Linked DNA regions of Homo sapiens: region 2 is linked to region 1. A link is an interaction called in ENCODE POLR2A ChIA-PET data of the cell type or tissue named here. Cell type or tissue: PC-9. All regions are shown on one strand.

What was found. Peaks named below come from ENCODE experiments on the same cell type or tissue, not always from the same donor. Only the 100,000 strongest peaks of a DNase experiment are listed, where the experiment ranks them.
Region 2: POLR2A ChIA-PET joins it to region 1 with 5 read pairs; 2 of 35 experiments call an interaction of 5 or more read pairs at or near these places.

What each region holds. Positions count from the first base shown.
Region 1 is chr4:82,832,399-82,836,398 of GRCh38, forward strand. The region is part of intron 22 of SEC31A (SEC31 homolog A, COPII component); the gene reads right to left. Among named protein-coding and RNA genes, the nearest start is that of SCD5, 36 kb to the left of the region's middle. In PC-9, no CTCF peak of the experiment used is centred here; a DNase peak (open chromatin) is centred at 1,773; H3K27ac peaks cover 1,705 bases.
Region 2 is chr4:82,679,341-82,683,340 of GRCh38, forward strand. It overlaps SCD5 (stearoyl-CoA desaturase 5), which reads right to left. Exons shown (of 5, transcript NM_001037582.3): 3 at 1,367-1,572. Among named protein-coding and RNA genes, the nearest start is that of LINC00575, 60 kb to the left of the region's middle. In PC-9, no CTCF peak of the experiment used is centred here; no DNase peak of the experiment used is centred here.

The DNA of each region.
Region 1 (4,000 bases):
AAGATCAACTCAAGGTGGATCAAAGACTTAAATGTAAGACCTAGGACCATAAAAATCCTAGAAGAAAACCTGGGCAATACCACTCAGGACATAGACATAGGCAAAGACTTCATGTCTAAAACAGCAAAAGCAATGGCAACAAAAGCCAAAATTGACAAATGGGATCTAATTAAAGAGCTTCTGCACAGCAAAAGAAACTATCATCAGAGTGAAAAGGCAACCTACAGAATGGGAGAAAATTTTTGCAATCTATCCATCTGACAAAGGACTAATATCCAGAATCTACAAAGAACTTAAACATATTTACAAGAAAAAAGCAAACAACCCCATCAAAAAATGGGCAAATGATATGAACAGACACTTCTCAAAAGAAGACATTTATACAGCCAGCAGACATATGAAAAAATGCTCATCATCACTGGTCATTGGAGAAATGCAAATCAAAACCACAGTGAGATACTATCTCACGCCAGTTACAATGGCGATCATTAAAAAGTCAGGAAACAACAGATGCTGGAGAGGGTGTGGAAAAATAGGAACGCTTTTACACTGTTGGTGGGAGTGTAAATTAGTTCAACCATTGTGGAAGACAGTGTGGCGATTCCTCAAGGATCTAGAACTAGGAATACCATTTGACCCAGCCATCCCATTACTGGGCATATATCCAAAAGATTATAAATCATTCTACGATAAAGACACATGCACACGTGTGTTTACTTTGGCACTATTCACAATAGCAAAGACTTGGAACCAACCCAAATGTCCATCAATGATAGACTGGATTAAGAAAATGTGGCACATATACACCATGGAATACTATGCAGCCATAAAAAAGGATGAGTTCATGTACTTTGCAGGGACATGGATGAAGCTGGAAACCGTCATTCTCAGCAAACTATCACAAGATCAGAAAACCAAACACCACATGTTCTCACTCATAAATGGGAATTGAAGAATGAGAACACATGGACACAGGGAGGGGAACATCACACACTGGGGCCTGTGGGGGGCTAGGGGAGGGATAACATTAGGATAAATACCTAATGTAGGTGACGGGTTGATGGGTGCAGCAAACCACCATGGCACATGTATACCCATGTAACAAAACTGCATGTAACCCAAAAGTTAAATTATAAAAAAAAAAAAAAAAATACAGATTTGCAGACTGAGCACAAGTCACCCAGAAATCACTACTTCTTATAGGAAACCAAAGTTTATAGCAGTGGACAAGAGAAAAACAGGCTGAAAACATAGCAATCCCAATTGTCAAATACTTAGGGTCAGGACAGGCCTAGCCTCAAATCAAGGGTATGGAATGTCAGTATGTCAGACATATAACTCATGTGGATTCAGCTATCATTAATTGATGAGGGAGGGAGGAAAGGAGAAATTAAAATTGTTATTTCATTCTGCAATTAAATAGGCAGTAAAAGAATAGAAAAAATACAGTGAGTTCAATTTAGTTTGGACTCTACTCAAGAAGCACATGTCCCAGGGAAACTGTGAGGGGGGAGAGGTAATCCCACAGTTTGAAATCTCATTGTGTAGAGTGCAATTCTAATGTTTACTGACAGATGTTTTTCATACAAGATATAAATGCAAGCCAACTTTTTCATCTGGGGTTTACCTGTAAAAAGGATCAAGGATAATTGACTGTAAGTGATTTTCTATTTTTATCTTACATGATGACTTTACAACCTAGCTCTCCATGTGAGATATGACTTCATAACACTATAGTTTATAAATGCCCGGTGAGTCACTGTGTGTGCATTCCAATAGAGGACTGACCTGATTCCCAACTACTAATGCACTCTCTAGCACCAGGCTTCAGCTTCTGGCTGAGAGAGGTAATATAATACAAACCTGAAAGTACTGGAAACACAGTGGGCTTGACCCTTTAGTCAGGTCAAAACAACATGTCCTCTTCCCCTTCCTCATGAGAAGAAAGTGCAGAAGATGAGGACGGCTTTTAAGCTGTGGGTGTTAAAGCCTGGGAGGGTATCCAGACTTCACCAACTATTAGCAGCACAAAAAAGTCTATGGAACTATTTTCTTATGTCCCCTTGGTAAAATGACACCAAATCATAATAAAATCAAATTCTAAATTAGGGGTAAAACTGAATAGAATCAGAACCAACAAGCCTCTCAGGAGGAAGGTCCGTTGGCTAGCCTGAATAAGTTAAAGGAGGGTGGGGAAGGTCTGCTGAATAGAAGGCAATATTTTATAATTAAGTACCCCTCTCCCAAAACATATGCCTAACTCCTCCTAACCTCAAACCATGCAATATATCAAGCCATGTGTTTTAGCAGAACCCCAACAGTCCTTTTATTAATTTAATGTACAATTTTGTCTCAATTATAATTCTAACCCCTTTCAATCCTTTTTGCTTTTATAGATTTAGATTTAGTGACTTTTTTAAAAAAAACTTCTCCTACTCAAGGATTTTATTTATTTATTTATTTTTGAGAGGGAGTCTCGCTCTGTCACCCAGGCTGGAGTGCAATGGCACAATCCCGGCTCACTGCAACCTCTGCCTCCTGGGTTCAAGCAATTCTCCTGCCTTAGCCTCCTGAGTAGCTGGAATTACAGGTGCTCGCCACCATGCCTGGCTAAGTTTTGTATATTTAGTAGAGATGGGGGTTTCATCATGTTGGCCAGGCTGGTCTCGAACTCCTAACTTCAAGCGATGCACCCACTTTGACCTCCCAAAGTGCTGGGATTACAGGTATGAGCCACAACTCCTGGCCTAAACATGACTTTTTACAAACAGTTCAACTGATCTCTACTTTATAGAGACATCCTTTAATAGCGACAGGACATAAAACAAGCTACATGAAGAACATGAATATCTACAGAAGACAGTACTATGGAGATTCATTACGGATGTGAAAAATGATACTCTTGGTCAACGCTTAAAAAAAATATCAACACAGTACATTTTAACCTTGAACAGAAATGTTTCAGAAAACTGAAGAGGAAATAATCCTCCCCTATCCTTTTTTAACTCTTTCAAAAAACTATAAAGTGGGGATGAATCTTTTACTCTTTTTAAAACATGACATGACTTTAAGGGCATGGAAAAATGGTTCATGGTGTAATATTAAGAAAAAAGTAAGGTCAGGCGTGGTGGCTTACGCCTGTAATCCCAGTATTTGGGAGGCTGAGGTGGATGGATCACCTGAGGTCAGGAGTTCGAGACTAGCCTGACCAACATGGTGAAACCCCGTCTCCACTAAAACGCAAAAATTAGCTGGACGTGGTGGCACACACATGTAGTTCCAGCTACTTGGGATGCTGAGGCATGAGAATTGCTTGAACCTAGGAGACAGAGGTTGCAGTGAGTCGAGATTGAGCCACTGCACTCCAGCCTGAGTGACGGAGTGGAACAAAAAAAAAGGAAAAAGTAAGATGTAAAATTATGTGTATGTGTGTGTTTGTGTTATGATCCTAATTCTTTAAAAATGCATGCACACAATGAATTACTACTTCAAACCCATTAGGATGGCTATTGAAAAACAGAAAACACAAGTATTGGCATGGATGTGGAGAAACTGAAACACTCGTGCATTCCTGGCGGGAACGTAAAATGGTGCAGCTGCTGTGAAAAACAGTGTGGTGGTTCCTCAAAAAACTAAATGTGGAATTACTGTTTGATCCAGCAATTCCACCTCTAGGTATATACACTAAAAAATTGGCCGGGCGCGGTGGCTCATGCCTGTAATCCCAGCACTTTGGGAGGCCAAGGTGGGTGGATCACAAGGTCAGGAGTTCGAGACCAGCCTGGCCAATATGGCGAAACCCCATCTCTACTAAAAATACAAAAATTAGCTGAGCGTGGTGGCACATGCCTGTAGTCCCAGCTACTTGGGAGGGTGAGGCAGGAGAATTGCTTGAACCCAGGAGGCGGAGGTTGCAGTGAGCCGAGATCGCCCCACTGCACTCCAGCCTGGGCAACAGAGTGAGACTCCATCTCAAAAAAAAAAAAAAAAAAAAGAAAAA
Region 2 (4,000 bases), 150 kb before region 1:
GTATTTTCACCTAAAAGAGCTGAATTGATACCGGGTGTTTTCACCTAAAAGAGCTGTATTGAGATGTACAGAGAAAACCCTACAGTGAAACCAACAGAAAGCAGTGATGGAAACAGAGAATTCTCTAGTCTATCAACTGCCTGTGTAATAATAATAATGGCTGACATTCACGAAGCTCTTACTATGTGCCAGGCATTTTCCATGCATTTTAAAAATATCTTCATAAAAGCTGTAGGAGATAGGTATTACTGTTACTCCCATTTTATAGATGAAGCTGAGACTTAGAGTGGTTGATTCATTTGCTAGTAAGTGGAGGAGTCAGAGACTTTGATTCCAGCAGTCTGTCTCCAGGGTCTGCCAGTTTCTCACTATGCTCTACTGCTCCCCTCAGCGTAAAAGGAGAGGCTTTGGGGGGAAAGAGCACAGTCCTAAGCCATCCTTCCTTTCATGCAAAGATTCTTGTGTTGAACAAAGGCATAGCCTCCATGTCCATTTTCAGTCTGAAAAGGAGATTCTGTTTAGGTAAGTCCTCAGATGACTCCTACCCATCAGTGGAGATGGTCACTAGTAACCACTTATTCAACATGCTGTCTCAAGGCTCTAACTGGAGCATGGTCCATATGTTGCCCATCTTTGCACATAAATCTATTGCTTTAGGTGCTACAAGCTCATCACAGCCAAATTTTGCAGACCCAGACCAACCCAAGAACAAAGGTCGCTCTCTACTTGCCAGCACAATTGTAGGCACTCTTTCTTCATGTGCTTATAGAAAGCAGTTTCATCCTGCAAATGCTGGCCGACTGGGTATGCTCAGCCGACACCATCAGGGCATATGAGTGCTTTGAGGCCTTCTGTTGAATGGTCTCATTTTCTCTGCACAGAAACCTACTAGTGTAACGTTTCCATGAGTGATGGGCAGGGCAGAGGTTTCACTACAAGAGAATTTCAGGACACAGTAGGATACCTGGAGAGAGTTCAGTCCTTTTGGAGTCAAGTAGAGTCAAGTGTGTCACTAAAATGAAGCCAGCCCCCCTTCTGCTACTCCAGAGAATCATGAATGGGGCAGTGGGGAAACACAGAAACAGATTCCATGAAATCAGCCATGCAAGATTAGTTTGAAGATAATGACACTGGGCTTAAAGGAAATCCATTACAAATGAAACTTATAACTCAAAACAAATGTGCCAATGGGCAAAATTTAATGAGCAAAAGGAAATTAATAAATAGAGATAAATCTTATAAATATGGCAAAATTGTTAGGGCAAATGCTTGAGAAGAACGCTATGGGGTTATGAGTCCACCTCATTGTGCTGTTTCTATGTCCTGGCCCCTGAGGGACAGCTCTCCGTCATGCCCATTCACTTACTTTCTCTGGATCCGGACCACAGGATCAGCAAGCAGGTCAGTGACGTCAAGCTTTCTCCCCTTCTCAATAACATCTCGATGCTTGCGAACAAACAGCCACCCAATATGGGAGAAGAAGAAGCCCCGGCGGGCATTGTGGGGGTCAGCATCCGTCTCTGAGTACTTGTGGTGGGCTCGGTGGTCCCTGGACCACTCGAAGATGTCATTCTGCAGAGAGAATGAGAGCCTGAGTGAAGAGAGGAACCGCACCGCCGAGCATCCTCCTGGGAAGCTTCCCAGCCTCCCCTCCCCCACCAGTCCTCACTGCTGGTTTCACTTTCCTCCTGTCTTCAACCCACAGTCCCTCAACCTCAAGTTCAATCCCCTGTGGTCTGGAGTGGTTTTCATCAGAACAAGAGTAAATCTTCACTTAGCAGGGATCTCAGCTTACGTGTGGGACGTACCCACTGCAGGAAGTTCAGGCTTGTTGGGTGAATTAGTGCAGAGACCTGAAGGAAAGCTCTGGTGGGGGCGACTGAAGTCTCCTAGATCATTTATGTCAAGAAAAAAGAGATCTTTTTTGTGGCTGCACCGTATTCCATGGTGTAAACATACCACATTTTCTTTATCCAGTCTATCACTGATGGACACTTAGGATGATTCCATGTTGCTATTGTGAATAGTGCTGCAGTGAACATACATGTGCCTGTGTTTTTATAATAGAATGATTTATATTCCTTCAGGCATATACCCAGTAATGGCATTGTTGGGTTGAATGGTTGTTCTGTCCAGATCTTTGCAGGGACATGGATGGAGCTGGGGGTCATTATCCTTAGCAAACTAATGCAGGAACAGTAATCCGAATACCACTGTCCTCACAAGTGGGAGCTAAATGATGAGAACACATGGACACATAGGGGAACAAAACATCCTGGGGCTATCAAGGGTGGAGGGTGGGAGGAGGGAGAAGATCAGGAAAAATATCCAATGGGTACTAGGTGTAATACCTGGGTGATGAAATAATCTGTACACACACCCCCATGACACGTTTACCTACGTAACTAACCTGCACATGTACCTCTGAACTTAAAAGTTAAAAAAAATGAGGGAGAGATGTTCTTAGGATGAAATCTTGGTTGTCATAAGAGAGGGGCAGTCCTGAGTAGGAATGGTGCCGGTTCTTGGCCCAGATGTCTCTGCCTCTCTCCTCACTTTGGTGTTCTTCATGTGTGACTCACAGAGATCAGGAAGCCAGTAGTTTAAAAAAACCCAAATGGCTACTTCCCCAAATCTCTGCAAAATACCAAGGCACCAGTGGCATCATTTTAGGACTGCTCTAACAGAGTGTAACAGAAACAGAAGGGGGACAACTTTGGCTCCTTGGGAACCTGGTGTATTGGCAATCCACCAAGTGGAGAGGCAGCAGTGGCTGAGGAACAGGGCAGCACTCACTGGAGCCCTGAGACAGACTCTGGTGCCCCTAGAAGGACAGGCAGCAGAGTCCAGCAGAGTCTGCCCAGCCCACAGAGCTGAAGTAGGGCTCAGTGCATGTGGGGAGCACACCCTATTGGACTTCTCATAATGGGAGACACGGGAGGGTGTCAGGGGCTGAGCTATCAGGGGCCAAGAATTGATGGCATTCACTGTTACAATTAATGAGACCTTAGCTATAGCAATGAGTCAGTGAGATCTACAGACGTTTTTTTACACTAATTTTTTTTTAAATCTGATGATGCTTTCAAAACTTTGAGAAGATGAATTAAATTGGGAAGCAGTGCTTTTGATAGGAAAATCTGAAAATAAAAATAAATTTAAGTATTATATTACATTAGCCTTTTCTGATTATGACAATAGTAATAATATTTTATACCATAATATTCAATACTGGGTAATGTTCTCATTAGGAGTCTACCATTTCATAGAGATTGGCTTCATCCTTCTGATGAGAAGGGAAGAAATTGTTTTGTTTTTGTTTGTTTTTTGAGACAGTCTTGCTCTATTGCCCAGGCTAGAGTACAGTGGTGCAATCACATAGCTCTCTGTAGCCTTGACCGTCTGGGCTCAAGTGATCCTCCCACCTCAGTCTCCCAAGTAGCTGGGACTACAGGTGTATGCCACCATGCCCAGCTAATTTTTTGTTTTTCTTTTTGAGACGGACTCTTGCTCTGTCGCCCAGGCTGGAGTACAGTGGTGTGATCTTCGGTCCCTGAAACCTCCGCCTCCTGGGTTCATGCAATTCTCCTGTCTCAGCCTCCCGAATAGGTGGGATTATAAATGTGCGCCAACAAATCCAGCTAATTTTTCTATTTTTAGTGGAGATGGGATTTCACCACGTTGGCCAGGCTGGTCGAAAATTTTAAAAATCCACCTAATCCTTGGGTTTTGGGGGAGAGAAAAAGGAGGCAGAAAGTTCCGACAAGCATATGTTCAGCTTTGAATATAAAGAGAGAAAACAGGAGCATGGCGGTTTATGTATATCAAAAATTATAGCCTGGCTTACTGTAATATGAAAGAGGTCTTTAGATTTTACAGTGTATTTAAACATGGTGGTTGGACAGAGTGAAAACATTTTATTATTTAGAATCACAGAATTTGGAGGTGTAAAATAATTTCAAATGTCAATCAAGACTGCTGTGGTCTAAGAAATAATTTCTTC